Regions from separate parts of the Homo sapiens genome. Here regions 1 and 2 are each linked to region 3. The links are chromatin loops, found by intact Hi-C in ENCODE. Cell type or tissue: ovary. All regions are shown on one strand. Each heading gives the region's core, and the rest is flanking DNA. Links, peaks and the distances in the headings are about the cores only.

Region 1 (10,604 bases), core at 3,636-8,635, 330 kb after region 3:
TATTTGGGGAGATTCTGTTACTCTGTTGCTAATAAAATTTGATGCTTAGCCAAAGAGATCAAGTCTACAAGTGTAGATTTGGAAATCAGTTTAGCTGAGGTGGCTGAGCTAATGAGTGAAATCAAGAAGTGCTAGGCAAATAGAGAAAAAAAAAGAAGACAAAACTTGTGATATTTCTACAACTAACAAGTTGACAGAAAAGTGGAGCAAATGAAGAAAACCAAAATAATCAGGAATCAATGAATAAGAGAAGATATCTGGAAAATACTTCTTTATAAGTATAAGAGATTGGTTTTCATCCAAGTGTTTTAAATAATATTAACTTGCCTGACCATCAACTTTTCTCATCTGAAATACATAAACCACAAACATGATTTTAAAAAATTAGTGAACATGAAAGTGCTTTGGTAAACCATCAGACACTTTGCAAGTCTTACGTCTTATGATTATTGTCTCATAAGAAAATGGAGTGTTCCAAGGAAGGGAAAGAGTAGTGGCAGATGCTACAGAGTTTCAGAAGAATATTTATTTCTAGCCCAAATTGTTTGGCTTGTAATTTAAGGAAGTTAAGTCAAAGAATGAATCTGTTCTCTAATCACTTAGAACAGTATTTACCAAAGTAATGGGGCATGGGTCCTTGGTAGTACAGGAGACATTTTTAGATTTGACACAGACATGAAATAGAACTGAATCACACTGTGAGAAAGTTAGTCTCCTTTTGGTTTCTCTTTTCATCACTCCTTTTGTTTCTCTTTTAATCTTTGTTTTATTCCATAATTATGATTTTTATTAAAGGGATAAAGTCTCAGGGCAAAAAAGTCTTTAATATTTAACACTAGCTAATCACCCTTTTCAATAAATTCCTTCAGGTTGTCAACAATATCTAGCTATAATTTATATTAACTTCAAGATTAATATCTACAATACCTTCTTATTTTGCAGTTGATATCAGTTTTCCAATTATGGTAGTGACATAAAGTTTTCTTTTAAAATAAGTTTTTTAAATAAAAAGATAATCACTTTTTAAATTATTAAGTATGTAATTGTATAGGTGGTATATAGATATGACAAAACTAAGAAAGTGATATTCCAATGATGAAAGTTTGAAAAATTTAGACTAGCCCTCCCTCCTTCTGTTGCTTTGAGTGGCTGCCTTGGGTTCAACCAGGCTGGAACAATGTGTGAAATTTATTTTGTGATTTGTGGGTCCGGAGTTCTACACCCTAGATCTAGACCCTGTCCCTCCTCTAGCATGTTGGGTCAATTTTCGGAGCCACCAGACATTTCTAGATTTTTGTGTCCTTATCTGTCAAAATAAGAAGATTAGCTTTAAACTATCACTAGCATTCCTTCCAGCAATAAATTCTACAGTTCTTTGAGTGATTAGTAAATAAGCCTGTGCTTTCAAATTGATCAAAGTTAGCTAAAATGTTTTTCCTCCATAAGCATCAATATCATGTGTCAATGCTAGAGATTCTTCCCAGACTAATATTCACAGCTAGGAAAACATCAACAAATTTATTCTCTATTATGATTCAGATTCTACCTCATCTGTGAAGGATTGTTGTTTAGAAGGAATCTCTGCTTTAGTTAGGGCAATTAATTAAAATTGAAAATGAAATTGTAAATGAAAATTTGTTTGCATTTCCTGAGCCTAATGCTTTATGCTAAAGCCTCACTCTCAGTCTGTAGTTTTATTGCAGTCATATCTAATCAATTTATAAAGCCCGTGAATTTTGTTCCTCGGTATAGCAACTCATACATATTAAGTCCCTATACTTAAAAAGAATCTTCATCCATCTATTTACTAATATCTTTCCATCTTTTAAAATTTATTTCCCCTGAGAACAAGGAGAGCAGGTGAAGTGTTTTCTAACTGGCTGAAAGTTCTTATCAGTATTATTGTGAGTTAATGGTACTCTATATCCCAAGTACGTGTTAAAATTAGAAGCATACCTTCTATTTGAAATATAACAACATGGAACATCCTTTACCACCAAAAGCATGGCAAAGCTCCAGGCAATAAATGAAAAATGGAGAGAGCATAGGTACAGAAAACACACACACAAAGTCTTTGGATCAGAAAAAAACTGAGTTTGTTACTACCTTTAAAAAGCTTCTATATGAACAATTTTTTTCTCTATGATTACAAAGGAAGTGTTTGTCCCGTGACTTTTTTGAACTGCATCAGTGTTGCCTTTTGCTCTGACTTGCTATGACAAGGGTAAAGTTGCTTATGCAACAACTTAATTTTAAGATTCTGTTTTCTCACCTGAAAAAAAAAAGGATAAAAATACAGTCATTGTTCTGACCAAATTAGTGTTTGTATGTAAAATATCCAGCAATGTGGTAGATACCTCCTGGGTACTCTACAAGTTTTAGTTCCCAACATTGCAGTAACAGTGTCTCAACAATTAACATGCTCTTGATTTGGGGAAGATCATCTTTCACTGCCCTTCAGAGCCTCTTTCTTCTTATTCTCTCTACATTATTAAACTCGATTTCCTGATTTCCATGCTCACAGATTACAAGAGCAAATTAGAAGGTGCTAAGAACAACAGGAAAAAAAAAGACAAAGAAGCGGAATAAAAGAGAAATAATTTCAAAATCTTAGAAACCTGGAGCCATTTAGTACAGGGATAAATAGTTCTTCATACCTCAACAGTCATTTAGGGCTTTTTTATATTACAAGATATAATACAGGGTATTTGTAATTGCTAAGTTAAAATGGTTTTTATGCAGATATGACTTTTTCTTGTTTCAAGAAGGAACATTTGATATAAATTACTTGTGGGCTTTAGCAATAACAACTTTCTCAAATTATTTTCCCTAGGACTTGGTGTTAGAACAGTTTATCCAGTCAGGGACCCATTGGCCGCATCCAGCCTCTCATGGTGTTATCTGTGATTCTCTGGGCAAAACACTCAAACTGGGCCTGGTTTGCACATTGATATAAGAGCCCTTTCTAAGTTATCCCCATGAGAACAGAACAAGCATGTTAGTTTAAACTCATGTATACTGTATAAATTATCCACTGTATGCAGTGGACTCAATACCACAAATATTGAGCTAACTGCATCTGAAAGGAGTCAAAGAGTAGACAATTGCAGAATCCCATAGAAAGAGAACATGTAGAATCCAGCACCATCAGAGGTCAACCAGTCAAATACCAGGGCTGGATTTTTCAAAGAACCAGATAATGCCAGTTTTATGGCCATTAATAACATTTTAGTTATGTAAACAAAGATAAGAGTAATACAAAATAAATTCTGCTTCATGGTGTAATCTGATTGCCAACAGAGTTCAGAAATGAACTTTCTCATTGTGCACGTGGCATTGCATAATGGACCAGTGATCATTCCGCAGCCTCCCCAGCCTTCCCTTTCCCTTTCCCTTTTATGGAGAGTCCTTAGTTCTGCTAGATCCATAAGCTATTCCAGGGAGGCAGATTCTTTGCTTTCCCCTGTAAAGCTCTTTGATTGTGCCTCTGGTAGTTAATACACCAAATGGTCTTCAGGGGTACTTCATACGTGCACTCCGCAGCTAATCACAGTGCCTTGGCCTGCTGTTTCCCTACCTCTGTGTTTTCCACATGTTGACAGGCTCAGTTCAAACACCAGGCCCATCAGCTTCTGGAGAGTCACGGCAAAGCTCGGCTCTGATTTGGGTGTCTGCTTCAGAGATTTTCCAAAGGATATCCTGTAGTAGATAAATCATTTCATTAGGCCAGGTTCCCTGTTCAAACCAGGAAGCAGAGGGCCTGCCATGTAGGAAAACCCAGATAATATTGTTATGGCTGTACTCAGAGCATTTGTAAATATTGTTGTCAGTGTCTTTCACGCAGGTTCCATCAAGATTGGATTTAAACATAGACAGGTTAATTATGTGTTTTAAAGCTTTGTTTATGGAGAGCTATTAGGAAGACTGTGAAGTTTTAACTATTGCAATGACAATTTTTCCCCCCAAATGTCTCCTCCAGTTGATCACTCCTCATGCCATCCGTGTGCAGACCCCTCCTCGGCACATCCCTGGTGTTGTGGAAGTCACACTGTCCTACAAATCTAAGCAGTTCTGCAAAGGAACACCAGGCAGATTCATTTATACAGGTAAGAACCACAGCACATGGTGAGCACAGAACTGCCGTGGTCTTGTGGGGTCTTTCCCCTTATCTTGTCTGTATAAAAGCATGTATTTTATTTTAAAATCTAGTTAAAGCCTGCTTTCTTTCTTCATTTTACCATATGTATGACCAAACATGGTGCTTTTATTATTGTATTAAGAATTCTTCTAGGTGTCCATGTTGAATGGCGCGTTCTGTTGAAATAACTGGTTGGATACCTAAAGATGCCACATGAAAAATAAGAGAAGGGGAAAGAGGTGTAGCTAGTCCTGAGTTTCTGGATGTTAAGCCACCTTGTTAGGGTTTGTTGGCTTTATGGAGTAGGTTTGTGCTTTCATGAACAGTACGTCTTTCCTCTAGCCTGTTCACGGCACTTGTATTACATACAATTGGTAGTTTTCATATTTAATTCTGGGTTGGTGCCTTCTTTCCAAGTATGCTGCATTTTTGTCCTCCCAAAACAGCCTTGGCACATGGATCCGCCTTGCGGCAAGAAGCTAGGGTTTCAGAGTGAATGTGAATTCCCTCCCATCAGACAGAGAGAACCAGGCAGCATCTCTGTGGAATGACATCAAGTATAAAGGCTGAGTGCCCAATGTGTACGCTAAGAGATCCCTAGATTGTGAAGTGCAAACCAAATACCCAGGGATCTTTTACAATTCACATTCTGCTACAGTAGGTCTAGGTAGAACCTGAGATCCTGTTTCTTAAGCAATCCCAGGTGAGGCTGATGCTGCTGCTCAAAGAACCACAGGTGGAGTGCGGTTCTGGGCCCTCTGCTTAGTGTCAGTCATCCTTGGATAGTGGTAGCTGTCTCCACGAACTAGTCCCAGGTTTCCTTTTCCATTCAGTAAAAGACCACAAGACCAGATTAAGTACAGAGCGGAAGTTGCTTTCACACAAAGAGATAACAGAGCAGTGAAGGGATAACAGTTAACAAATTGTAATTATAACCATACAATTAAGTGGACGAATTTTATTTTTCTGTGACATTTTACTTCAGAGCATCTTTCCCTTGTATTTCAATATTAGAAGTAAAACCAAACATACTTCTTAGTCACCCAGTTTCTCTCTCTCTCTCTCTCTCTCGAAATTATAAAAACAATTAATGCATCCTGACCCTTGGAAATGCCTCCCAGCCCTTTAAACAAAATGCAGGTTTGGTGCCTGCCTGACGATTAGTTTTAGTTAACTGAAAATTATAGGATTGACCCAAGAGGAAAATTTTGTTTGCACTCCAATCACTTTTACAAATTAAGGAAAATTACCACAATTTTGTTTAGCTAAGGTTTCACACTGAGTTCAAGAAATTAGCTCAGCCATCCCAACAAAGTCAGCACTTTGTTAGTGAGCACTTGAAAAAATAATAGTCTTTCTGGAGTTTTGTGGTGTATACAAACGAAGCGTAGAGAAAGCTATGATGCTTTATAGAAGTAGGCCAAGTGTTTTTAATTAGGCTCATTGGTTCAGCGTAAGTTTTGAAGAATAATCAAACTAGCAGATTAGCTGTTTCTTTTAAAGCTAGGATTTCTTGCCATTCATTTTTCCCATGAGAACTTCCACATAGCAGTGTGTGTGTGTGTGTGTGTGTGTGTGTGTGTGTGTGTGTGTGTGTCTGTGTGCATGTGTGTGTGTGTGTGTGTGTGTGTGTGTTTTACAAGTCTCATTATGGGGCTGCAGGAAAAGGACCAATTGAAACTTCTGATACTGTAACATTCCCCAGCATCATTCCAATGGATGGGAGTTTTTCACAATGTTCCCCCACTGAACTCGGTGTTCTGGAACATATTTCAAAACCACAGAGGCCAAATGTTTTCTCTGAGAAGTTTGGACTCTGTTTTTGGCCGAAAACATTAGGCCTCGCTGGCTGCTTATTTACTCAGCTATTAAGAACAAGAAAAGGAGAAGAAAAAGAAGAAAATGCTTGTGTGGTGGGAGGTACAGGAGGCAATCAGGCATGGTTTCCGCTTTGGTGACAACGTCCCTGCCCATTAATGGTTCCATTTTGTGGTCAGGTCTCATTTAGAAGAAATTATTTTTAATCAGTCTTCAACAAAATATCCCCTAGAGCCACCTGGCCATAAAAGTTAGAAAAAAAAATCACCCTCATTAAATTACTTAAGTTCTCAAGAGAAAAGAGCTAGGGATCCATCATTATTTGGAGTTTTTTTAAACACTAAAAAAAAAAATTGCCATCAGTTTAAGAAATCACATCTTAGAAAATCTATATCACACTGGAATTAAGAAAAAAGTGTTGGATTTTCAAGCCTAGAAAAGTAGTTAAGGGTAAGAGCAATAAGTTGGCGCATATGCACATGTATACATCTGTGGGAAATTTAAGGTATGAAAAAATGCTTCTGGTGATCTGGCCTCAAACTGTGGGCACCAGACAAGAAGCCTTTTTTTTTTTTTTTAAATATTCTAGAAGAGAGTTCTAACCTCTCCCCATATCGGAAAAATAAAAATCTGAAGAAATTGGCACAATGATTTCCCCTCTGGTATAGTTACTTGGCTGTTAACAGTTATTGTGACATCACATCATTTCTGATGAAAGGGAATCTGTGTTCATTGGTGACCTACACATGGACCTTTTGATCATTAGCATTAAATGCCTCTACCATGCGTTGCTTGTTCATGGCTGGGGCTACTGGCCTCTGTGATTTACTCAGTTTACCTCTGCTGTCACCACTTAATAGTAAGGGTATAGAGATGGCTCATAAAACCTCTCTGTTCTTTGTATCCAAACAACTGCTCAGATCATTGCAAATGTACGGCCCCCTCCTTTGTCCACCCACAGAAGTTCACACTTCATTTTCTTTAACATCCATAGTATTTCAAGATGTGAGGCTTGGTTTTCTGGATTGGGTGAGCTAACCCTCTTATTTGTTAGTGAAATATCACTTGGAATTTTTCCCTTGAAAAATATTATTGAGCTGAAAAGTAACACCCCAAACTAAGGCCTTATTGCTGTTTTTAAAGTATGCAAGAGAGAGTTGGCATTTGTAGATGTAAATGTCTCTAAAAGTCCATAACATTAAAAAAAAAGAAAAAAGGCAGGAACAGCATGGCCTAATCTATACTAATAAAGGCAGACCTTTTGGGGAGGGAAGAATCTGACCAAGCACAGATTGCCTGCAAGCTGGCTCCCCTTGTAAGGATGGTAAGCAAGCGTACATCTCTCCCTCATTGGTTCTTCAGACCAGAGACGCACGAGGAATCCATAGCTGCTAATGTGCCATGCCCTTGTGTTTGTCCAATCAGAGTCACAGACTCTGGAAAGTGAATCCTGACTGGATTAGAAGCAGAAAAGCTCAATAGCACTTTCTAGATCTTACTTTATTGTGTCCAGTTATTCTTATGTAAATGTAGGGCAAGGCTGACTTTAATTTTCAATAAATGTTTTCTAAGAGAAGGAAACAAAAACACTATCTAATCACAGGATTGATTTCAAAGCCCTATTATCGTTTCTGGTCAGTCCAGTGGGAATTAAATCCACTATAACCTCACTGCCATGTAAGGGCTCTCCCTAATACCTTTATTATTCTCACAGCTTGTTTTCTTGCAGGTGTTACATCTTTAAGTGGCTTGGATCTTTTCGAATCGTGATCTCTCCTGCTAATCCCTAAGTAGCCTTGGAAGCTAATAAAAGACTCTTAGGCACCTTTAGCTGCTTCCTCAAAGTTTTTGTAGTTGGTTTTCCTGATAAGAAGCGGCCAATTCCAAATGCATGTGTTGCCTTCATTCTAGTTATATTTTCTGTAAGAATTTTCATATATTCTCGGGGAATATATGACTGAAAGAATGGGACACCAGGACAAGGTTTGAGCAGCCTAGGGGTACCCTGAGAGCTGTACACCACCTGACCCCCCAAAAGTTGGTGAAAACCCTGATGAATGATCATCTAACAACTCAGATGTCTGGTTAGGTCACTTATCAGATCTTTTCTACCACTAACTTTTCCAATTCCAAACATTTTTCACCCAATTTCCTGTTCCTGTGGAAGGACTAACCCACATTCCTGTGTATTAGCCTGTGAACTAACTTCGAAATGAGAATTCTTCGTGGAAATACTTCCTGTTTGTACCTTGTGCCCAGAATAACTCCACATCCTTTGCCAATGCATAACACGTTGCTTTGCACATAGGAGGGGCTATTTTGTCTGCATATGCTCTGTGGAACTTGACATCTTTTACTATGACTTTTAAGTTTTCCGTTTTTTCTCCCTATCCCTCTTATTTTCTTCTTGCTCTCCCATCTCTCCTATCTCCCTTTCGCCTTCCTCTCTCTTTTCTTTACTCCCCTCATCCTTTCCTCCCTCCCTCCTAAGGGGATAGTACCTCGCATACTGATTGACTGCTTAGGTTCAAGATGATGGATATAGATTGAATTCTCAGATCTACCATTTACTAGAGAGGTTATCCTTGGGACATCATATGATGCCTCTAAACCACAGTCACCTTATCTTTATAAGGAAATAATAATAATACCTTGCTGGGGTTGTTTTTAGGATCAGGGAAACATATGTAAAGTTTTAGAATCATGGAACTGTATTTAGCATGAGGCTAGATACTAGTAGTTTCCATTAATAAATGGTGGCCATTATGATTCATTCCTTTGTTTCTGAGTCCCTACCAGGAGTAACTATTTTCCATGGATTGTTTATCATCCTTGTCATCTCCCTAGAAATCTAAGAAATGTCTTTTGGGATTTTTAGTAACACAACTATAGGCATCAGTTTAAAGAAACAAGTAACACCTGTCAACCCCAAATAAAAGGAGCAAAGTGTAAATAAAGTAGCAAGAAAAAGAAATGCATAAGTGTAAATGTAATAATTTGCTTAAAACAAATATTTTTGCAGGAATGCATCACACAGCTAATATTTTAATCAGATACTCCTGATTTGTAAAGTTCTCTGGTGTTAACTTTTTTAGGGAACAACACATGCTTGTTCTCTTATTTCCATCTCAGCCCCTCCTCTGGAGGTCCTAGCAACAGGAGTACAGCCTATCACCAACTGTCTTCAAAAGTATTTAGATTATAATCAGCTTCAACTCCAGCTTCCAGAGTTTTCACCAGAAATCTCTGTTTCTCATTCTTGGAAACCTCCTCCACAAAATAAAGGCTGCCACCTTGGGCTTGAACAAAGTCATTGGTTTTAGGGAAGAAGTGGAGAGTTTGCACCTAATGGATCTCCTGCACTTTAGTCTTTTCTTACATAAATTCTTTGTCACAGTACGCTCTGAATAGCCACTTTCATGTCATTACCCTGCAGAGAAACCTTCCCTCTTTGCTCACTGTATGTAAGACGTAGCCCAAGTCCCGAGTTTGGCTCACTGTGCTCTGGGGCTAGGGCTTATGATGCTCCAGTCAAACCAGTTTCCTTGCTGTGCCTCCAGCTCACTTTAGCTACTTTGGGCATGGTGATTCACCTGAAGGATCCAGTTCAAACTCTTACCTCTCTGAAGTGTTCTCTGACCGCTGTGGTATAGTGGACAGAGCCCTGGGCTGATAGCAATGAGGCTTGCATCGTATCCCAGCCTTGCTACTCGCTAGCTGTGAGACAAGTTGCTTATGTGCTCTGGACTCCAGTCTCTTCATTGTGAAATGAGTCAGTCGGACTGACTTTGGTGCTCCCTGTAACTCATCTTGATTGACTGGGAGAGTCTCTGTCCTTGAATCTCTTTTGTCCCAGGTGCTAAAACCATCCCATTCATCATTCACTTCCTTTTGTCCTTAGTTCTCTTGTTCTGTTCATAGGTAGACAAATCATAAAAAGTCCACAAGCTTCATGAAGAAATAGAAACTCTTCCTCAATCTTATTTTATACACTATGTTGAAGGGATTTGGCTCAGCATTTTACTTGCAATAGGTGCTATCATTGACATATTGCCCAGGATCAATGGGTCTTCATTGATTTTTGTCCTCTGGATAACATGGAATGTAAATAAGAGCTGTTAATTAAGAATCTGTCCCTTTCTACTTGAAGTTTTACATACATAGAACATAGTTTCTTTAAATGAAAAAATGGGATTTGGCTTATATTATGAATTTCATTTTCTTATCTGTAAAATGGAGCTATTTTAATAGTACCTTCATCTAAGGAGTAAAAGGGTTAATGTATGTAATGCAATCCTGAGAGTACCTGGTCCAGTATGAGTGCTCCCCAAAAGTAAGTGAGAAAAGCAGATAGTGGGTATATATATTTTTGAAAATCCAAAGAATTTGTCATTAGAGTTTGATGTTATGTATGTGTCAGCTTTGATTATGAGTAAAGACATTGTTTCTTTCTAGGCATTAGAATAGGAATAAAAATACCTGTGTTCTGTTCTGATTTTACCACTTCCTTTTGTTACTTCATTCATTCACCTCACAAATGTTTGTGGATTGCCTGTCTTATTCTAGGCAATGTTCTAAACCAGTTCTAGGCCAAGTCCTGAAACAGTGTTAAGCAAAACCAGACACAATCCCTGTTTTCTTTATTCTA
Region 2 (10,604 bases), core at 3,022-8,021, 650 kb after region 3:
GCTATTTCAAATCTACTTCCTCTGATACCCACAGGCTCAGTTCCTCACTTCTGCAGGCCTTTGCTGAAACTTCCCTTTATCTGAGGCCTCTCTGAGGATCCCATCTAAAACAGCACCCCTCTCATTTTCCCACCCTGTTATCCACCTTCATCTTCCTTCACAGATCTGGGCATATTGTATATGTGTTTGTTGCCTGCTTTCTCCAACTAGAATGTGATCTCTTAGAGTCACCTTAGGTCTCTTTAGGTGACTTCTGTATATATCCCAGCACCTAGAAAAATCCTTGGCATGTAGTTGATGCTAAATGTATTTTGTTAAGTAAATGAAAGAACAAATGGTTCTGCAAGACCAAGGTTCTTCCTTCTATGGGAAGAACATTGAGAGCCAGGTTGTCCTATACACATCAATATCAAAAAGATGGAAATATACCTGAAATGCATACAGCTTTTTAATAACCCATTTCAAACCTAGCACCCATGAACTTAGCTCCTTTTAGCTTTTCCTACAATCATTTATTGGTTTGCTAGCATGGGCAGGCATAAGCTAGGTGTGGGTATCGAACAGGACAGACACTCTCCCTGATTTCAGGGGACTGATAGCCAGGCAGGGAAGACAGAAATTGAAACAAGTGATAGCATCTAGCCCTTTCCGGGTTACGATGGGAGAGTACAGGGTGCTACGGGAGCACAGTGCTTCTGGAGCAAACTAGGCCTCAGGCATTAATCCTGTTTTAAGAAGTCATAAACTAACTCTTCCCTCTAAGAACTAACAAACAGTTCTCTCTGAACATGACTTAGTGCTGAATTCAGAAAAAACAATAATGTTTTATGACAGCCCTTGAGAAGTGTCCCGAGGTCAAGATTTCAAGATTAATAGTAGGCCAATTAGAGAAAAGAAAGATTAAGGTGATGTTTATTGCACTCTTAACCTGTGATAAACATGTGCTAGCCTCCCTTTCTCTCTTTCCTTCTGTTTCTCATCTCATTTGCCATTGTATGCCCACATTTAGATATACATGTATAAATAGGCTTCTTAAATTCTCAGAATACTCTTCTTGTGGTAGATGCTACAAGTTCCATTTTGAAAGTGAAGGAAGCAAGGCTCAGAGAGATTGTGTAACTTCCCCAAAGCTACACAGCTGATAAGTGACTGCCCTGAGATTCAAAGCCAGGTATAAATGGCTCCCCAGAGCAGGTCTTTCTAGGTTCCCCCAGTTCTGTTCCATAGGCTTATTTTTATATTGTAGATGGGTTAGGTCCCCTCATGGTGTCTCCCAGTGCCTAGTGTTAAGGGTTCGGCACACAGTGAATATTGCTTATAATCCATGGGTTCTGATACAGCGTTGGCCTTACAGAAAAGCAAGCTCTACAGCAAAGACAACTCAGTCAAATGAGGCAGGAAGGAAGCCAAACACCAGCATCCTCATGGAAATAACTGTGGCTTCTGGTCATGGGAAGGAAGGAGGGCTGATTATTGAACCATCCTGGACACTTTGCTGCGATTTCCTCTGGTGGCTGAGGTAGAGAACGAAGAAAAACAACTTATCCTTTCTTTTGTAGACTCCATCACTGACTTTCTGGGTGACCTGGGCAAATCATTTAATGTCACACACTTCCCTTTCTTCATGGGTAAGCTGAGGCAGAAACAATAGTCGACAGCCCTGCACATGGACAAAGATTCATATAAAAGTCAAGCTCCTAAAATGAAGCAACACAGGCATGAACACAGGATTCTTTATTACTACAGGCAGAAGTTCCTGGAGGGAAATGAAAAAGGGGAGGGCCTTTACATTTTCCATGACAGGACTCAGCTGCCTTCAACCATCACTGTCAGGCAACATCATAGCCTTGATCTACTTCCCCCAAGTGAGTAATCAGAGGGCTGCAATGTCTCTTCATCCCATCTTTGCATTTTACACCCAAAGAGCTCACCTTGGAAAACAGAAATAAATAAAATGGCAATTAGAGTAATAATAAACCCAATATTTGTAAAACAACATGCAGTTTACAAAGACTTTTATATATGTTGCTAATTTGAATCTCACAATAACTCTTAGTGATGGGCTATTATCTCCCCCATTCTACAGATGAAAAACTGAGAGAGCTAGGAACCTGACTTCACGGCAGAGATAGGAATAAAAACCCATGTTTCCATTCAGTGATCTTTCTATACACCAGACTAGTTAATGATGATGACACACATCACTTGTGAAACACATGGGCCCCCGAACGGCCCCAGTTGTGAAATACTCACCTTGAGAACAAAATCTTTCCTACACAGTGCTATTACTCAATTGGCTTTCATTTCCAAAGGCCACAGGATTGTTTTTAATTTTCATAAAAGTCCAGTACGTGTATGCCAGCACATTCACTAGAGTTTCCCTCCTTGTCAGTTGGGCTTGAAAGTCAGAATCATGTTCTTGGTATTTTTTTTTTTTTCAACAATGAAGTTAACAGAATCCACTGTCAGATCCTTGGCTCTCTTTTCGTTACTTTTGGATGGAAAAGAGACATTTGAACAGGGGTAAAGGAAGGGACTGGCCAAGCTTAGGGACTGAAATTTGGGAACCTGTGGAATAGCCAGCCGTTCGCAAATACCTGCCAACACTGCATTCAAAATCACATTCAGAATTTACATGAATTGTCTGAGAAATTAACCTCTAAACCTATTCATTGCACTGGTAGTCCACTGGGTTCCCTTAAAACAGGTTATCCTGCACTACCAGAATAATTTATATCTGCAGCTGTAACAGTTTCTGTATTCAGGTAGCATGCTTAGTTTTATTTGTTTGAGTATTTAGAGGATTTTCAGGAGTTTGTGGGAAGCAATCATGAGAAGTAACTCTACTCGTTTTAATCTTCAAAAGTATCATTTTCTTGGGCTTATTATTCCAAACACACTGACTCTCCATAAGCCATCATCCTGTTACTCAGAGCTCACAAAGCCAATTCTTTAATTATGCAACAACAAACTATATTTAATGATGACCTGAGACCCAGAAAAATTCTGTCTTGATTTCTGAATCATTAAAGAACAATCCAACTGTTGTCAGTCCTGTAGGAAGTCAATGAATTGGGTCTCATCCTTTGGACTGCTCATCCATCAGAGACATGCATGTTTACTTTCCAGTCACCCCTACCAGGGCCAGCTTCATGGGTGTGTAACCTGAACAAGTTGCACTGAGCCCCACACTTAAAAGGCCCCCATGCCTCACTTAATGCTCTGCTGTTACTGTCATGAAAAATCTTAATTATTTTTTAACAAAGGCTCTGCATTTTCATTTACACTGGCCTCACAAATTATGAAGCCAGACCTGATCCCAGGAATATAAGTTCCATAAGGGCAAGATTCTTGCCTGTCTCGTTCACAATTAGTTCCTAGAATGGTGCTTTGTACTAGTCTTAATAAATATTTGTTAAATCAACGAATGAATGAATGAATGAATGAATGAATGCATAAATACCAAGATACTCGAATAATGAGAAGCTCCCATTCTCAGGAAACAGGGAGTTGCTCTCATTTACCATTTCTGTGCCCTGAACTCTTAGTTGAAACATTTCAAAGTTACGTTACAGGCCTAGATAACTGCTTAAGGAAGGAGATTTGGCAAGAAAGGGAGAAAGGGGGCCCAAGACGCCCAAGAGAGATACAGGCAAGCCTACTGAGAGACACTGCCCAAGGATACTGAGAGCAGAGGCATGGGGTGTGCTCTGTGGTCAGTGAGCAGGGGAGCAGACTCCTGTCTTTCGATGCACCAGCAGGAATTTTCCTCAATGTAAGCCAGGCTGCAGGAAGAGTTTTTCTGATTTGCAATCTCAATACTACTCCATGTCCCCCGGGTCTTGTAGAAGAACAGCAGCCCAGCTGCAGGCTCATGCATGCCCCAGGCCTGTCAATGGGTTTCCTCGGCTCTGAATCCTGCTTTGAGCTCCAAAAGTGGAGCTAAGGATGTGGAAGCCACGCTCTTGAATTGTTCAGGCCATGTCAGTGAAGACCAAGAAATGAAAGAGAAGATGGGACCTGAGAATGCCAATTCCACTAACAGCTTCTCGGTGGCAGTGGAGGTGATTAGGAAATGGGTAGGTACCCATTAGTACAGTTCACACAGGAAACAGGACTGAACAAAAGAGTCCAGTAGAGGGTTTTATATGGTTGAAGCCATTTTTTCATAGAGTTTATTGATCACCTTCAGCCTTTGCAGATTTAATTCCCATGTCCATAGACCTTCATTAATTTTCTGTTTGGGGGCATTAGGGTAACAAGCACATGTCTTTCCATGTAGCCATTCACACTTAACTCGAAAGAAAGGGGGATTCTGAGAAACAACCCATTTGGGTAATGGGTTGCAGTCTCTAGCCTCTATTTATCCGTTTCATTCTTTATTAAAATGACAAGTTGTGGGTAGAAAATCAAGTTATCTGAGGTCTTTGGGGAAAGTAGACAACTTGGGTCATAAGGAAAGACATACAAGAAAAGTAAAGCCAGCAAATAGTAGTTCTCTGGACCACATGGAGAAAAAGCACAAAATGGGAAAGAGAGAGAGAGAAAGTTTGGACCCTGCACAATGTCCAAACTTTGGTCACTGCCAAAGTTTGCAAAATATCATTTCATTTAGAAAAGCTATGATTTAATAGCAAAGGAGGACATTTTGTTGGAACGCCTAGTGTAACAAACACTTTTCTCTCCACTTAACAGCACTCTCCTGGCTTCATCTCATGGAGAAAATAATAATTTGGATGTTTTGAATTATAACAGTAATACTAAAGGCACTCTGGGCCCACCCAAATTCCCAGTGTTGAACGTGGTGTTAGGGCTCAGTAAGAATGTAGGAATATTACAGCAAGCAACTGTTGGTTTTAGGACATGGTTCAGGGTTCAGTGCAGTCAGAGGGAGTAAACAGAGCTTTCTGTAGAGCTGCAACCCTGGCTGTGTACCTTTTGCCAGGTCAAGGCCAATACAGGGCTCTGTCAGCTGAGAAGAGTCCCAGGGCTTTGGACCATGAACAAGTTCCAGAGAGAAGAACGTGAGCCTGAGCATCTGGAGGTCTTGGATCTGCTCCTAGCTCTGCCACTAATGAGCCCCGTGACCTTGGGTAAAGTTTCTGTCCTCTCTGGGCCTCCCTCCTCCATCAGTACAGTCTTTGACATTTAGAGCTGCAGAAACCCTGACAAATCATCTGGGGCTATATTTCCCAAAATGTGTTCATTCCCATTCTGCCTGGCTTGTCCACGTTCTTAATTTTAAAAGAAACCAGTATCAGTTACAAAATTTAGAGGGCAACTATTAACTATAAAAATGAATTTATTCAAAACAAAACCATATTGTTACATTCTAAACAGATAAATGTTGCTTGCCTAGGAAGACAATAGCAACAAAAACAAAAATAATAATAGGAAATACTTACTGAGACTTTAATATGTGCCAGATACTGTTCTGAAAGCTTTATAGATAATATTTCATTTAATTGACACCAGTCTATCAACTAGTCTCTATTGTTGTCCCCATTTTGCAGATGAGAGAACTGAGGAACAGGAAAATAAACTTGAGATATTCCCCCTCTTTGTTAAAAAGGCTATTCATGTGCATAGTGGCATGAACCTAAGACTTTTTTCTTTGTTGCAATTAGAAGGATTAAAAGAGAATTTTTAAAAGAATGACTTTTTCATTTTAAGATTCAGTCTTATTTGACGCCACAAGTTTGCGCAGTCACCTAAAATCACCCTGGATAGGTAATGGCTATCTAGAATGATGGTAGAGGATGATCCGGTCATGGAGTAATTTGAGAGGTGGAAGGTGTACTACCATAGGCTTTGTGGTGTTGAGCCCATTACTTCCTTTGCTAGTGTTGTCCCTTTTTTCTTTTGTCTGTGTGAATAATTCCTACTAGTATTTCAAGCTTCACCTCATCATGAACCATTTCCGACCTCCTGTCCATCTCCGGGGCCACATGTCTCCCCCTTGCTGGTGCACCCCACTGTATCCTATACACATTGCAATTGTAAACGTTACATTATATATAAGGACCTCTAACTTTGAGTCCAACTTTGACATAGAAAGCAAAGCCTATTCTAAGTAAGTCCACTAATCTATACAAATTCCAAACCTAATATGAAATAAGTGACCAGAAAAAAATAATTGTGCAAGTATTTACAACATAAAACACTGAACACAAATGCTATACTCTAAAAGTTGTTTCTGGGAATTGTTTCATCATGGATTAGACTGAATGAGGCTTCTTAAAACAAGAATCCAATGAGCTTGGGTAGGATTTTTTTTTTTTTTTTTTTTTTTTGAGATGGGAGTCTTGCTCTGTCACCCAGCCTGGAGTGCAGTGGCGCAATCTTGGCTCACTGCAAGCTCCACCTCAGCCTCCTGAGTAGCTGGGACTACAGGTGCCCGCCACCACGCCCGGCTAATTTTTTTGTATTTTTTAGTGGAGATGGGGTTTCACCCTGTTAGCCAGGATGGTCTCGATCTCCTGACCTCATGATTTGCCTGCCTTGGCCTCCCAAAGTGCTGGGATTACAGGCATGAGCCACTGCGCCCAGCCTTCTTTCTTTTCCAAGTGAATTTCCCTGGAGGAAGTATAGGTGCTTTTCTTTGCTGTCATAACTGACATGGTATTCACACTAGGGTCATCAGTCTTGGAAACTCCCTAAGTTTCAGCATGCATTAATGCCTTTGAAAGTGTCAGGGACAAACAGCTTCTTGGTGGCATGGCCCTACACTTAGACTTCTTTGGCTAATGCTTCTGCTTCCATTTCCTCCTCTTTCTCCACATCTTCAATGTTCTCTTGCTCTCCCATTTGTACCAGAGTCTGCTGAATTGCAGGTAATCCCTGACCACTGTTGAATTGCAGGTGATCCCTGACTGTCAAAAGGATATGTCTTCCATAGCCATTGGACCACTCAAAACACAAGCTTTGGTTGACCCTGACGGGTATATGATACTTAAGGTAAAAAGAACCATGAAGGCAGAGCTCACAAATTAAGTCATTGTCAAGTCCAGGATCACTTGTCATTTGTTTCATATCTGTCTTCCTGACTTGATAAGAAGTTGTTTGAAAGCAAGGAGTGTGTCACATTATTTTGTGTATCCCAATGTTTTTTGAGCATTATAGACAAACAGATTGACAAAGTTACTAAAGTAATTGATTAGTAGCTCCATTAATGTAGTTTGACATTTTACCAAGTACTAACATCCATAATTGTTTAACCTCTACCTAAATATTTAGAGAGAGAAAGAGAAAGAAACAGAAGGCTACTTAATGAGGTTTTCCAATCCATTTTGGATCAGTCTAGTCTTTAGAAAGTTTTTCTTTATATTAAATTAAAAGTCTCCCTGTGACTTCTAACAACCATTTCTACTTCCATCCTATAAAGGGGCACGGCAAGAGTCGATTCCTCTTCAACAGAAAAGCTTTTGTTGTTAGAAGATAATGTTCATTTTCAGCCCTTTTTTCCTTTTAAACAGCACATCACCCATTCCCTCTTCAAATCTTATGGTTCCCAGATCTCTTGCCATCCTGGTGGAAGTCAAAATAATCCAGGCTCTAGACACAATCTACAGCTTTCAAATCCAGGCTCCACACCAATCTCTGAGCCTCGGTGTCCTCATCTGTACAATATGTATTATTATAATAATAATTCCTCACATGTCTAGTGTGGGGACTAAATCAGAGGATACACATAACCTGCAGGATACAGTGATAAGCACGTAATATGCTCTCAAAAACGTTGGATATTAATACCCCAGGTGGCAAGTAATCAGAAGAGCCAGCCCCTGGGAAACCCACAGCTCCCTCAGAACAGAATCATTTCTACTAATAAAACCTCACTGGGTTCAGTTTTAGAGCAGCCACATCCCCTGATGGCTCATCTTGGGCTTGTGGTAAATCAAAATCTTCAGGTCTTTTCTTATTTTTTTACATAAACTGCTGTCAAGGCTGCTCTTCTACATCTTATACTTCGAAAATCAATTTTCTGAAACTAAAAGCAGAACCATATATCATCCTTATTAGATTTTCTGCAGATAGTTTGGCCTATCATCCTAACATGTCAAGATAAGTTTAAGTCTTGATTCTGTCATCTGACCTATCAGCCACCCCTGCCAACCTTGTGCCATCTCCAGATGTGATAATTACCTCTTTTCTCTTCACCGAGGTCACTGATAAAATTCTAAGCAAGTTCAAGGCCAAGGACAGAGCCCTGTGGCAGTATTAACATTCTTTGGGCAGCATGCCAACACTCTCATTTTATGGATGAGAAGACAAAGATTCAGAAGGGCTAAATGATTTGCCCATCATCATATAATACAGCAGGCTGTTTCCCAAAGTGTGTACCTAGGAACAATAATCCCTTTAGAGATTTTCCATAACAAAGCATATCCATGGCCAAATAAGTTTGGGAAACCATGCATACTGTTTCCTTCTTTGGGGATTTGCCAATGCCAAGTAGCACATTAAAGATTTTGTGAAGTCCTACAGTCGTAATCCATTCAACGTGTTTAGCTCAGTACTTCTCAAACATGTTTGAAAACAGAATTTTATTTTCATGTAAAAACTAACATGCCACAGAACCAGTGTCCCATAGTCAGTTAAGAGCAGACACCTACAAGATGGAACCAGTGCCTCTCACCTGTTCTGAGTCCTAAGATTCCCCAGGTCCAGAAGTTCTATGACTTTCAAATGAAAAATAAGATGAGAAAGAGCTTTGGAAAGGAAGAAATTTCACAAATGGAATTGTAGTAAGATGAAGAAGACAGAGATCAAATGTCTCCAAAAGCAGAGGTAAAAAGAAGACCCCGAGGAGTGGGGTCTTCCCCAAGTGCTGCTGGTAAGACCTCCACTCCCTCCCTCCCACCCCACCCTGCACAGCCTTGCATCATGCTCTGCCTTGAGATGATCAGAACTAGCCTCACTATGTTTTCATCCCCAGTCATATCAATCATCCCAAGAAACCAGGGATTACCAGGGGCCTCAATTGCCAGTTTCTCAAGAAAGCTCCCCTGATTTAAAGTTGCAATTCTCCCATCTGGCATCCCTCTTTTCTTCCCTGCTTATTTTTTTTCTATAGCACTTACCACCATCTGACATCATAAATATTTCATTTGTTTTGTGTTTGTGTTTGTTTTGTTTATTGTCCACATCCCTCTGCTAGAGAATAAGCTCCATGCTGGCAGGGGTGTTTATTTTGTTCACTGCTTTATTCTCAGCACTTAGAATAGTGCATAGCTAATAGATGGTGCTCAATAAATAAGAAAATATGGCTCAGATCAAACCAGGAGGGCCTAGTTGAATCACAGCCTCTCAGAGGGCAAGGATCATGTCTTGGGCTTGCTTTGACTTATTTATGATGTGATACCATCTGCTGAGTGGGTCTTTATTACACTAGAAATGAATATTATTACTCAGATAGATATCAATATACAGAGGGAAGCTATTAGTCTCAGAAACCACATTCTCCCTCCTCGGGTGACCTCATCCACCAGGCCTTGCATGGGCATGACTCATAAATCCACAACACCAACCCTGACCCTCATCCATGCCACAGCCCACTTTTGCTGCTGTTTGCTGGACACTTCTACCTTGCTAAGCAGCTCAAACTCAGCAGGTCCACAGTTAGAAACACTATCTTCCCCCTGCCAAAAACTAGTGAAGAAAGAAAAACCAAATAACCTTCTTCAAATCTATTTATTATTTAGGCATCTATTTATGTTGGTGGCACAAAAAAATTACAAAAATTGATAAAATCCATGCCTTTTGTTTTTTTCCTGATTTCTCCTTCTTCCTTATAGGTGCTATATCTGAAATGTCCCTGCCAGCTATTTCTTCTGTCCTATTTCCACCCGATTATCAGGCTTCCATTATCTTTTGCCTGGACCCACTGAAATACTTCTCTCCCAATCTCTCTGCTCCCTCCTTTTCAATGCCTCTAATTTTTAGTCCAGTGTTTTCAAATTGTGGACCACGCCCATTAGTGGGTTATGAAATTATTTAATGTGTTATGAACAGCTTAAAAAATGGAATAGAGTAGATAAAAATCAGACTGCATTGCAAGTAACATAAAAAATATGTGTAAAAGTTTTGTTAAATGTATATGTGTGTGTCCTGAGACATTACATAAATACAAGTGACCCTTAAACAACACGAGTTTGAATTGCACAGGTCCACATATACGTAGATTTTTCCCACCTCAGCCACCTCGAGACAGCAAGACCAACCCCTTCTCTTCCTCCTCCTCCTCCTCAGCCTGCTCAATGTCAAGATGATGACGATGAAGGCCTTGCTGATGATCCACTTGCACTTAATGAATCATAAATATATTTTTTCTTGTGATTTTCTTAATAACATTTTCCTTTCTATAGCTGACTTTCTTGTAAGAACACAGTACATAATACATATTGTATACAAAATATGAGTTAATTGACAGTTTATGCTTTTGGTAAGGCTTCTGGTCAACAGGAAGATATTAGCAGTTAGGTTTTTAGAGAGTCAAAAGTTATACGTGGATTTTCGACCGCTGGGGAGTTGGTTCCCCTAACCCCCCCACCCTATTGTTCAAGGCCCAACTGTATATTCGTTACAATAGTTTGAAAGTCACT
Region 3 (10,604 bases), core at 1,938-6,937:
TCTTAACCATACAGTATGGGCGGATCTAAACCTGTTCCTCCTCTGTGAAGTGGGGCAGAAATGTCAGTTGCATGGTGTGTTACGAGAAGTCAAGGCAGTAACTCATGTGAAACTTCTTTGTCAAATTTAAATTATTATCCAAATGAAATTATTATAACAATATTATTCTTGGCAGTCAATCATGCCACACCAAGGATAAAGAATAGACAGTAATGATTTCACCCTATAGCACTCATCGCACAGTCAATATTTTCTCACAAAAGTTTCCTGAAAATCCACAGAAAAACTCTTTAGGTTATCAGATAATGAAACCTATAGAGAATAGCTCTTCAATATAGAAGCAAATTTCTCCTCTTGGCTAGAAAATGACAAAGCATTTTACATGGCCCCAAATCTATACAGCACACTTTTCTAGCAGATTCCCACGTTTAAAAGATTTGAGGCTTAAGGAAAGAAGTATTATTTTGCCTAAGAAGCAGTTGTTTTAAGTTGAGATCAGTATAAAAAAATGAAAAAAGATTCACAAAATAGTGTTGGGGATGGAGACACAGGAAGATTTTTATACTGTAGCATCAACTCTGAAACTGCTATCACCCAGATACCTCAAAATTCTAGCTTAGTAGAACTGAGTGGTACCCTGAAGTTCATGTTGTCTACTCTTATTTTCTAGTTGTCTTAGTCAGCTCAGACAGCTATAACAAAATACCACAAACTAGGTGGCTTAAGCAACTAACATTTATTTCTCACCATTCTGGAAGTTGGGAAGTGTGAGATCAGGATGCCAACATGATGAGGTTCTGGTGAGGGTTCTCTTCCTGCCTTGCAGAAAGCTACCTTCTTGTTGTGTCCTCGTATGACAGGGAGAGACAGAGAGGGAGAGAGACAGATGGAGAGTGCTTGCTAGCTTTAGTCTCTACCTCTTCTTTTAAGGACACTAATCCCACCCTCATGGCTCATCTTAACCTAATTACCTCCTAGTTATCTGTGGGAAGTAATACCATCACATTGTGCATTTGGGTTTCAATATATGAATTTGGCAGGGCAGAGGAGCGGGGCAAGGCAGAAACATTGAGTCCATCACACCACATGAGGACAAGAAGGTCTGGAAAATTTAAATGACTTGCCCTAGATCACGTTATTAAATTCAAGTTGATTAGTCAAATATTTTTCCTTTTTGCCAATCTGATATAGAATTGAACATGAGGCAGAGAGAAAAGTTACTTTATGTCTGCATACAGTTGCTAATAAAGCCTTTTCTTTTTTTCTTTTTTCTTTTTTTTTTTGAAATGGGTCTCTCTGTCACCCAGGCTGGAGTGTAGTGGTATGATCTTGACTCACTGCAACCTCCGCCTTCTGGGTTCAAGTGATTCTCCTGCCTCAGCCTCCTGAGTAGCTGGGACTACAGGCGTGTGCCACCACGCCTAGCTAATTTTTGTATTTTTAGTAGGGACAGGGTTTCGTCATGTTGGCCAGGCTGGTCTCAAACTCCTGGCCTCAGATGATCCTCACACCTCAGCCTCCCAAAGTGCTGGGATTACAGGCGTGAGCCACTGTGCCTGGCCAATTGCTAATAAAGTATTTTCTAATCACAACCTATGTAACTCACTTCATGATGTATCTGCAAGTGGACTAAGGACCCACTGAATATTCTTGTCGAGGTCTAGCAATAATTTTGAGATTCCTTTTAAGTATTTGTAAAATTTAGTTATTCTCCTTATTTCAGAGGGTTCCAGATGTTTTGACCCTGGGGAAATGTATGAATAGACTAAGAAAATGAGATTCAGATTTCTAGTTGAATGATTTCATTTTCTGATTATTTTATTTAATTAGACATGGCAGTCTACTTTTCACTCTAGGAGAAGAATTTTCAAATTGCCCCCCAAAAGAAAAGAAAAGATGAGTTTCCTTTCTAAGTGTATTCTTCCAGAGAGGCTAGGTTATACTGCAGTACAGAAAAATCTCTGGGATTTACAGTAACAAAGGATTATTTCTCATTCTTGCTAAATGTCTATGGGTGTAGGAGATGTCTCCACTCCACACGTCTGTGCCAGGGGTGGGATGCTGATGGAAACTCCATCTGGTGGGGGCAGCAACAGCTGTGCCACCGGGAAGGGGATTTGGTAAATTGCACTATGGCTCTTCATGCTTCTGCCCCTGTAAGTGACACATGTCACTTCTGCTAATTCATTATTTGCCAGGGCAAATCACAAGATCACAGCTAAATGCAGAAGGGTCAGAATACTTCCATCCTTCTATGCACCTGGAAGAAGAAAACCCAAAATTTTGGTGAACATCTCTAATGGCCACCATAATAGGAATAAAAAAGGAAAACAGAACACACCCCAACTTTGTCAAAACGCCAGTGTCTCACACCATCAATATGAATCAAATTCCCAAATATCCATCAGCTGTACAATAAAATATCTTAACACATTATAGAGTTTCCTGAATCCATTTCTTCATCTCTATACAAGAGAATTGCATAGAATGGGAAGCAAGTACAATAAAGTAAATTAAACTGGGGCTGGAGTGAAGTTTCTAGAAATGGACTGTGGGCCAGCAAAATGTGGAGGCACGTTTATACCTTTTGTGGATTTTATTAGCCTCATTTCTCAGAGGAGAAATCATGTGTTTATGACATGACAATACTAGTCAACAGTCTTTCCAAAATAATTGGACAGTAGGAAAGTTATAGCCGTAACAGGGGAAAAAGTTCATTTTCACCTAATTGACAATAGGAATGTTTGTTTAATGGGTCACTCTAGAAAGAGATGTTAAATCTTTAAAACTTAACCTTTTTGGGAAATGTCTTAAGGTCTAGAATATGTTCAGACAACCTTCATTTGTTTATTTTATTTGGATACAATCATTTGCTTAGACATGTATTTTTAAACTTTTAATATATTAGTAGTAATACATTATTTTATTTGAGTTTTCTTTTATTTGGATACAATCATTTGCTTAGACACATATTTTTAAACTTTTAATGTATTGGTAGCAATGATGTTTTCAAGTAGGGAAACACTTAAACTAGCTCAGAATCTCCCCTAAATTAAAAAATAGAGTTTTGTACTTTCCAGAATAATAAGCATCTTTTTCTTTTTCTTTTTTCTTTTTTTTTGAGGCAGAGTTTTGTTCTTGTTGCCCAGGTGGAGTGCAATGGTGCGATCTTGGCTCACTGCAACCTCTGCCTCCTGGGTTCAAGCGATTCTCCTGCCTCAGCCTCCCAAGTAGCTAGGATTGCAGGCACCCGTCACCAAGCCCGGCTAATTTTTTGTATTTTTAGTAGAGACAGGGTTTCACCATATTGGCCAGGCTGGTCTCGAACTCCTGACCTCAGGTTATCCACCTGCCTCGGACTCCCAAAGTGCTGGGATTACAGGAGTGAGACACCGTGCCTGGCCAATAAGTACTTTTATAGCCTTTCTTTAAATCTTTCTTGGTAAAGATCTACAAAGCAGGAGGAAATTACAAGAGGCAAAGTTTGCTGGTTTACTGTTTGATTATATCTCTCCCACTACCCCTTAAATATTTGTAACAGAGCAGGGTTAACATTAACACCCTAACCACCATAAACTAAAAATATTTATTATATAATTCATGTCTAAGATGAAAATGAAGATATAACAGTAAGATGATTTCATACAGAGGTACAGGGAATTCTGTGTGACTAGGGTAAGTCAATTTTGTGTTTTGTTTTTTTTGTGTGTGTTTCAGTAGTTTCGAGTTATTATAATTACTGAGCAATGACTAGAATGCTATATATCATGTAATTCACATTTTTTTTTCTCATTTAATCCTCCACAGAAAACCTACTTTTAGAACTTAGGAAACTGAGGATGAAGTGACTTGACCAAGGTCTCCTAGCTACTTAGCAGAGGAATACTCTTTAGAGATAAATAATTGTGGTGACATTTCAATCAAAGTATCTGATAATTGCAGTGCCTTCCCACACCCAACTCTCTAGGAGAAGAAATAATTTAAAAGATACATTTATTCATAAACACACAAGTACTCATTCTGTGTCTTTTCCTATCACAAAGCCCACGGATATACAGCTGAATAAGTCTGCAAGTCAGAGGTTAAGAAAAGTTGGCTCTGGCATCCGACAGGCTGACTTGGATGAGGCTCTGCAATGCTACCTTGGATGGGTACTTATTTTCTCTAACCTCAGTTTCTTCATCTGCAAAATGGGAAACAATATTCGTGCTTTCCTCATGATTTTGCTGGGAAAATGAAATAAGACAATATGTTTTTGCACAGTACAGTGCATTAAACGCTCCATAGTATGCACTTGATATATACTAGGTTTTATTGTTGAATAAGCAAGGACAGCCATGGCTCCTCTCAGAGGAGCTCCCTGATTAGGGAGAGGAGAAAAACGTTTAAATAGCATTTCCTGTCCAATGTGATGCGAGCAGTAGGGAAACCAGGGAAAGGCACGAATGACTGCGTTGGAAAAGTCTAAAAAGGTTTCATAGAGGTGACTTTTGAGCTGGTGATTTTAGGGGGAGCAGTGCTTCACCGGATGGAGAAGGAGGTAGACATTCCGGCTATGTCCAAACGTGGGGTAGAAAGGCGCGTTTGGGGACCTCAATACTCAGGATAAGGGAACATTGAAGAGAGAGAAAGGGAAATAATGAAAGTGCATGGAAAACCAGTAAGTGTGGGACCCTGGGGGCTTGGACCAGAAAGGGCCAGCCTTCCGTGGCCATGAGGGAGGGAAGCTGGAGGATCGCGAGGTGGCGCTGTGGCTCCACCTTAAGGAAAGATTCTGGAGCTCGCGGGTCACCCGCACTCCCAGGACAGCCTCGGAGAGGTGGGGCAGCGCAGTCTTGGTGGGTTTGGCATCTTCACGGCAGCTGCCAAAAAATAACGTTGATAAAGATAATAAATACATAAGCAAATAAACCGGAAGCGGTCCCTTTTAGGACACACGGCAAGCATCAATAATCAGAGACCGTAGGCGAGGAAGGATTAAGAGCACGGAACTGTCCAGCAGGGACCGTTCCCAGCTCAGTCCGCGTAATCTGTAGGCCCGCATTGGGAACCCGCATCGCCTGCCTGGAGCTGAGCTGTATGCTAACCCGCGTCTTCGGGCGGGCCCTGCGCCCCGAAGGCGTCTCCCTAAAGCCAAAGTCGTAGCGGTCTGCACGCCTGCCCTTGGGCCCTCGGTCCGCACCCTGCCTAGACCTAGATTTTTTTGGATTTTTTTTTTTTTTTTTTGCTGAATTTCATACGCACACGTGCACACAAAACCACGTGTGAGTTCAGGCTCACACACGTTTACGATGCTCTTGCACAATACACACGGACTTTTGCAAATGCACAGCCCACTCACTTAGACACTACACATGACACGTGCACACACTATACACATGCGCACTCACGCCCGTGTGCACCAATGCCTTACGCACCCACGCACACATTCAGCCAAGTGCTCTCTGTCACCGGCACAAACACACACTTACTGCACTGGCCCACAAATGTGCAGCCACTTTTCGCACATGCAAACATATTTGCACATTCACATCATACACATCTCGCATCCCAGTAGCCAACAAAGACCTCGCAGCACGCAAAGGTGTGTAAATATTCAGCAAATTGTCCCTCGAAGGAAGTATGAGCGCAAACTTTTTGTTATCCAGGCATCTCGAGCTTTTCTGCTAAACTCGCCCTCCCTTCTCCAACTTTCCCCTGAATAAACAGGCCTGTTCCTCCCAGTCTCCCCTCTGAGAATGTTTTAAGGCCAAGGTTTCTTCCATAAGGTTTGCGCTACTGAAGGGATGCTAATTTTCAAATCGCTAAGAAGCTCCCTTCTCCCATCCCAGAGCCTCCTTCTACCAAGGGAGCAGGGACCTTCCCAGATCGGATTCCAATCTCGTGGACTAGGGGACTGTGGGCAAGGGCCACCGGGTGGGATATGATCACGCCCTAGGGCATCCTCGGACTTAAAGATCCTTTCCGGCAGTGCCCCCAACTGTATTCTCCCGACTCAGAATGACTTCAGCTTCTAGCTATCTATGGTCACGCCAGGGCAGAATCAGCATCTCCCCCATTAAAGCACATCCGCAAGTGTCCAGATTTCTGTCCTTCGATGGGCATCAGGAACATCCCCGCAAAGTCAGATACTTAGTCTGTTCCAACAGGCAAGCTTGCGTGAGCTCTAAGATCTCATCTAGGACTGGGAGAGAGAATGACTGACAGGAGGTCACATAGTAAATGTGGCAGAGCCGGGGCCGGGGCTGGCACGTCCCTGGCGCGCTCTGTCCCTGCGGGCCAGGAGAGAGAGAAGCACATCGGTAACTGACCACGTGAATGCGCATTCAGTACGCGCATTAGTTAGGACGTTTCATAGTCTTCCCCTTTCCTCTCCTCTGCTCCCTGCCCTCGGGAGGCACCGTGCGCGCTCGCTCCTTTCTCCTCCCGGATGCGGAACCCGGGCCCAGGAGCTCCAGAGCCAAAGGACACTTGAGAGTTGGGGGACAAGAGATTCGCGCCACAGCTGGGTGGACGGTTTGGCTCTATATTTAAGGGGACAGGCTTTAGCGATATTCTGGCTTGGCGACTTTATTAGCTGTTGGCCGTGGACAAGTTTTTCAACTTCGCTCACAGGGTCTCTGTTTGCTCACCTGTAAAACGCCGGAGTGGTCTTATCTGCCGTGGTCTGTGGCGGATATTCAGTGAGTTCCTGCCCGTAAAGCCATCAACAAATGGGATCTATTATTATCTGGGGCCGCCCGGGGGGAAACCCAAGAGAGTTGGCAGGCTCGCCCCAGAAAGACCTGTAGGAACCCCTTGCCCCAGGCTTCTGGCCGTATCAGACTAAGCGCTCCCAACCTGGGACGGAGCCCCGCGGTGTTGTTTGCTTGGTCTCTATCTCCTAGCCGTCTGTGGGTGTCTTTGTCCTTCTCTAGGCCTCAGTTTCCCTGTATGTACCATGGGGGGTGGGAGGTGGAGGTGCGCTCCCAGAGCCGGGAAGTGTCGGTCATACTGGGCCAGCAGAGGAGGCCTTCTCTGGAGCGTAGGGAATCGGAAACAGAAATCAGATTCTGGATTTCCAGTGGACCCCTGGCCTGCTACTCCCACGCGTTCCCCGAGGACTGCGCATGGAGATCACCGAGGAAAAGAGCCACGGTTTTGAGGGCTGGCGGTGTGTCACGGTGTTCGGCCACTCGCGCCATCTTCCGGGTGCAGTTCAGGGGCCCCGCAGAGCCGAGCCTTCGCGCAGGTCCCGGCTTTCCCAGGTCCCCGGGCCGCCACCCACTCCTATTCTCGTCCACCGGGCAACGCCGTGGCCCCTGCTCCTCTCCACCTCAACCCCGACTCCAGGCTGCTGGTCGACTCCTCTGGAGCGGCCGCAATCTGAGGGACTTTGCGCCTTGGCTTAGGTCCTTGCATCTTTCTTTTCCCCTTTCCCTTCCCAACACTGAAGTAGGCATCTGTCCTCCCGCCTCGTTCGAAGCTGTCCCTGGCAGGTGGCGAGGGAAGGGGGCACGTCCCGGGACGGTTTGCCCTTCTGTGGGCCCGCCCTCACAAGGGGAATGGAGATCAAGAGAATTTTCCAAGTGACAGGTCCCAAGTCTGGCCTCCTGGGGGCGGACGAACAGAGACGATTCCCTCTTCCGCTGGGACCTTTCCACGGGTCTTAGTTTGGCTGTATTTATCTAGTCTCTTCTCTTTGGGGAGACCGGTATGTTTCTACTGGAGTCCCCAGAAATTACTGGTAGATGTTGCCTTTCAGAAAGGGGAATTGATTTCCCTGTGCCTCAAGAGGGTTGGGATAGCCAAGGAGCAGAAGGTCAGGGTGGGAGTGGGTGGGTAGGGAGTGCTTGCACACTGCCCTGGGCTTCCTCCAGGCCCAGGTCAAGAGATCCCGAGAGCTGGACAGCCCTGCCTACCGCTGGGAGCATCTGAGGGGCTGTGTATCCTGAACTCCCACAGCTGCAGAAATTTTGAGGAGCTCATCAGGGAAACTAGGCTCCAGGGGAAACCCCAAACCTCTCTAGTTTTTCTTTCCAGGTGTAAACTCATTCTGCTGTATTTTTTCCCCATGCAAAAGTCTTTTTTCCTCACGCCTTCCTTCCCTTCCTTCTTTCTCTCAGAGATGATATATATTCAAAAATCAAGAGTTTCCAAATAACTTTAAATACAGATCCCAGGCACCAACACAGGAGGTTCTGATTCTGTGGGTCAGGATAAGGCCTGGAAATCTGCATTTCTAACAAGTGCCTGCACCCTTCCCCATGTGATTAGCCTGATGAACCCAGTTTGGGGATTACTATTATAAACTACCCTAAAGTCAAATCACTCATATGCCATAAAGCCTAGGCAATGCTGTACATACTAGAATATCTCATTACAGGATACCTTTACCATAAAGTATATACCTAAGGTAATTGTGATGGATAGTGCTTGAAGTATCTGCTTTCAGGTATGATGGCAATCACCCTCTACACACATGCTTTGTCTCTGGAGGTAGTGCTACCCTCACATGAAGATTTAGAAGTATTTAAGAGGCTCTTTTTCAAAGTTTAAAATTACAATTGCTGGTTCAATATTCACCAGAGAAAATCCATAAAAAAAACTACTGCTCTGCTGGCCTGTGTGTCATTTCCAGTTTTCTGTCACTCACTCTGTCTCTCTTCCACCTTCTCTTTAGCCTCCTTCCTACTTAAACATTTATTACAGGATGAGAAAGCCAGACTGAAAGCACAAGGACACCAAGAAGAAAAGCTATGAATACACTCGGCTTGATTAAAATAAAGCACACTCACCACCCCAGGTGAGGTATGTGCTGCCTCTGCACAGCCAAAGGAAATTAGTCTTATCAAAATATTTCTGCCCCCTTTTATTTTTCTTCCTTCTCTAGCCTGGCAGGTATGGAAATTGCCTCCCTCATATTTAGTTCCTGGAGAGACTGGCTCTGGGGTAGAAATTGAGCTGCTCAGGACTTCTTGCTTTGTGCCACTTTCTCATTTGGGTGAGTCAGCTTCAGGCTCTCAACAAACGCATCCTTTGCAGATGCTTCTAGACTCTGTTCAACCCCAGAAATCTATCTGCTGTGTGTCTCTTGCTGATCCTGGACTTGAGGGTGTCTATGCTTTTCTTTTCCCTGGCACTTTTGTCACCTTCCTTTGGCAGTGATCTGCTCCCTTATTTTGTGTCCCTCACCACTGGAGACACCCCACCAGACTCAGCTGGGAGTCCTGCAGTTGAGGACTGTTTACTGGAGAGTAAAATGGAGGTTCAGGCAGATAAAGAGAAGGAGGCCTAGGCCTTTTGCCAGGGCTATATGGGACCCATTGATAGGATGGGTGGGCTTTGCTTCCTCATCTCCTTACCTTCAAGGATCCTCTCTGAGCTGGAGAATATGGCCCAGGCAGGGGGAGGGATTGACTCTGGGGACCCCTTTGGACCTGGAGCATAAGGTTAAGTTTGGAGCTTTAGAAAGTTTTTAGCAGGCCAAGTTTCAATTGTGCATTTAAATACTATAGAGACTGAAAATGTTCACATACCTATCCCCAAAAACCTACAGCCCTTCAAGTCTCTCCACCATTATACTCTTCTTCGACATGAACGCTATGTTAGGAACCCCTGTGAATGCTATGGGGATCCCAAAAGATCAGACCAATCCCTTCAGGGAAGTCCTGGAAGAGATGGCATTAATTATGGTACCAGGGGAAAGTGCTCAGCACACAAGAAGTCTAGATTACATGTGTGAGAGCTGGGCAGGCCTCGTGCACAGGAGATAAAGCAGTGTTTGAGGACAGTGGCCATGCACTGCAGGCCAGGACCACACTCTTTCATCCAGTTTAGGAATCAGGAAGTGGCTCCACTGCTCTGCCAAGAGCACAAAGCATAACTCTTGCCTGTCTCTATTCAACATGGGCATGTGTACTTTTCCATCACTGACCCCATGAGCTTCCTAAATCAAAGGACCAAGGAAGGCCAGCAGAAAGGGGACCTGGATTTCTGGCAGATAATTTCCCCGAAGGAGTCCTTAGCAGATTTGGCTGCAGTCAGGGAGTTCCTTTGAGGGCAATGAAACAGAAGTTCACCATGTGCTTATTAGAGGTTACAACCTGCTAAAAAATGATGGGGTACATTACCCAGAAACTTCTAGCTATTTCCTTTGCCAGCCACAAAGATACATGCTGAAAAGCCTGAGGAGGGAGACAATTTCGTCCTTTTTTCTTTCCCTTTTTCCTTCCATCTCTCCCATTTCCATTCGTTCCTTCTCCTTCTCTCCTTTCTCTCTCCCTCCTTCCTTCCCATTTTCTCTTCCCCTTCTTCCTTTTTTGTCCTTTCTCCCCACCTTCCTTCTCTTCTCCCCCCACCCTTTTCATATGGCAGAGACAGAGTTAGGAAGGATTTGTTCAAGCCCTCCTTTTTAACAGGAAGAATAAAGGAGGATGAGAAAAACCCTACACCAAATAACCAGCTAATCAAGGACGGTTAACATTGCTGTTGCTTTGGTAGTTACTCTAAAAACAAACGAACCAACTACTTGGGGTGGGGAATGAGGGGTTGGCATTTAATTTGAGAAAATTTAAAAACGCATCCTGACACAGCCCCAGTGAGAGCATTCATTCCACCATTCA

The links. Peaks named below come from ENCODE experiments on the same cell type or tissue, not always from the same donor. Only the 100,000 strongest peaks of a DNase experiment are listed, where the experiment ranks them.
Region 1: it touches region 3 in a loop (2.4-fold over the local background); 13 of 110 quality-filtered maps call a loop at or near these places.
Region 2: a loop joins it to region 3, with 3 times the contacts of the local background. A loop is called at or near these places in 4 of 110 quality-filtered maps.

The regions. Positions count from the first base shown.
Region 1 is chr5:158,770,915-158,781,518 of GRCh38, reverse strand. It overlaps EBF1 (EBF transcription factor 1), which reads left to right. Exons shown (of 16, transcript NM_024007.5): 10 at 3,980-4,106. Among named protein-coding and RNA genes, the nearest start is that of EBF1, 320 kb to the left of the region's middle. In ovary, for the core only: no CTCF peak of the experiment used is centred there; a DNase peak (open chromatin) is centred at 5,978; H3K27ac peaks cover 2,307 bases.
Region 2 is chr5:158,455,794-158,466,397 of GRCh38, reverse strand. No RefSeq gene overlaps it. Among named protein-coding and RNA genes, the nearest start is that of LINC02227, 51 kb to the right of the region's middle. In ovary, for the core only: no CTCF peak of the experiment used is centred there; a DNase peak (open chromatin) is centred at 4,947; H3K27ac peaks cover 1,558 bases.
Region 3 is chr5:159,101,125-159,111,728 of GRCh38, reverse strand. The region is part of intron 1 of LINC02202 (long intergenic non-protein coding RNA 2202); the gene reads right to left. LOC107986467 (a long non-coding RNA gene) reads right to left here and starts at 6,710. Exons shown (of 2, transcript XR_001742942.1): 1 at 6,633-6,710; 2 at 4,290-4,862. RefSeq lists enhancers at 6,792-7,697, 10,278-10,604. In ovary, for the core only: a CTCF peak has its summit at 4,798; DNase peaks (open chromatin) are centred at 4,758, 5,068, 6,438 and 6,795; H3K4me3 peaks cover 535 bases.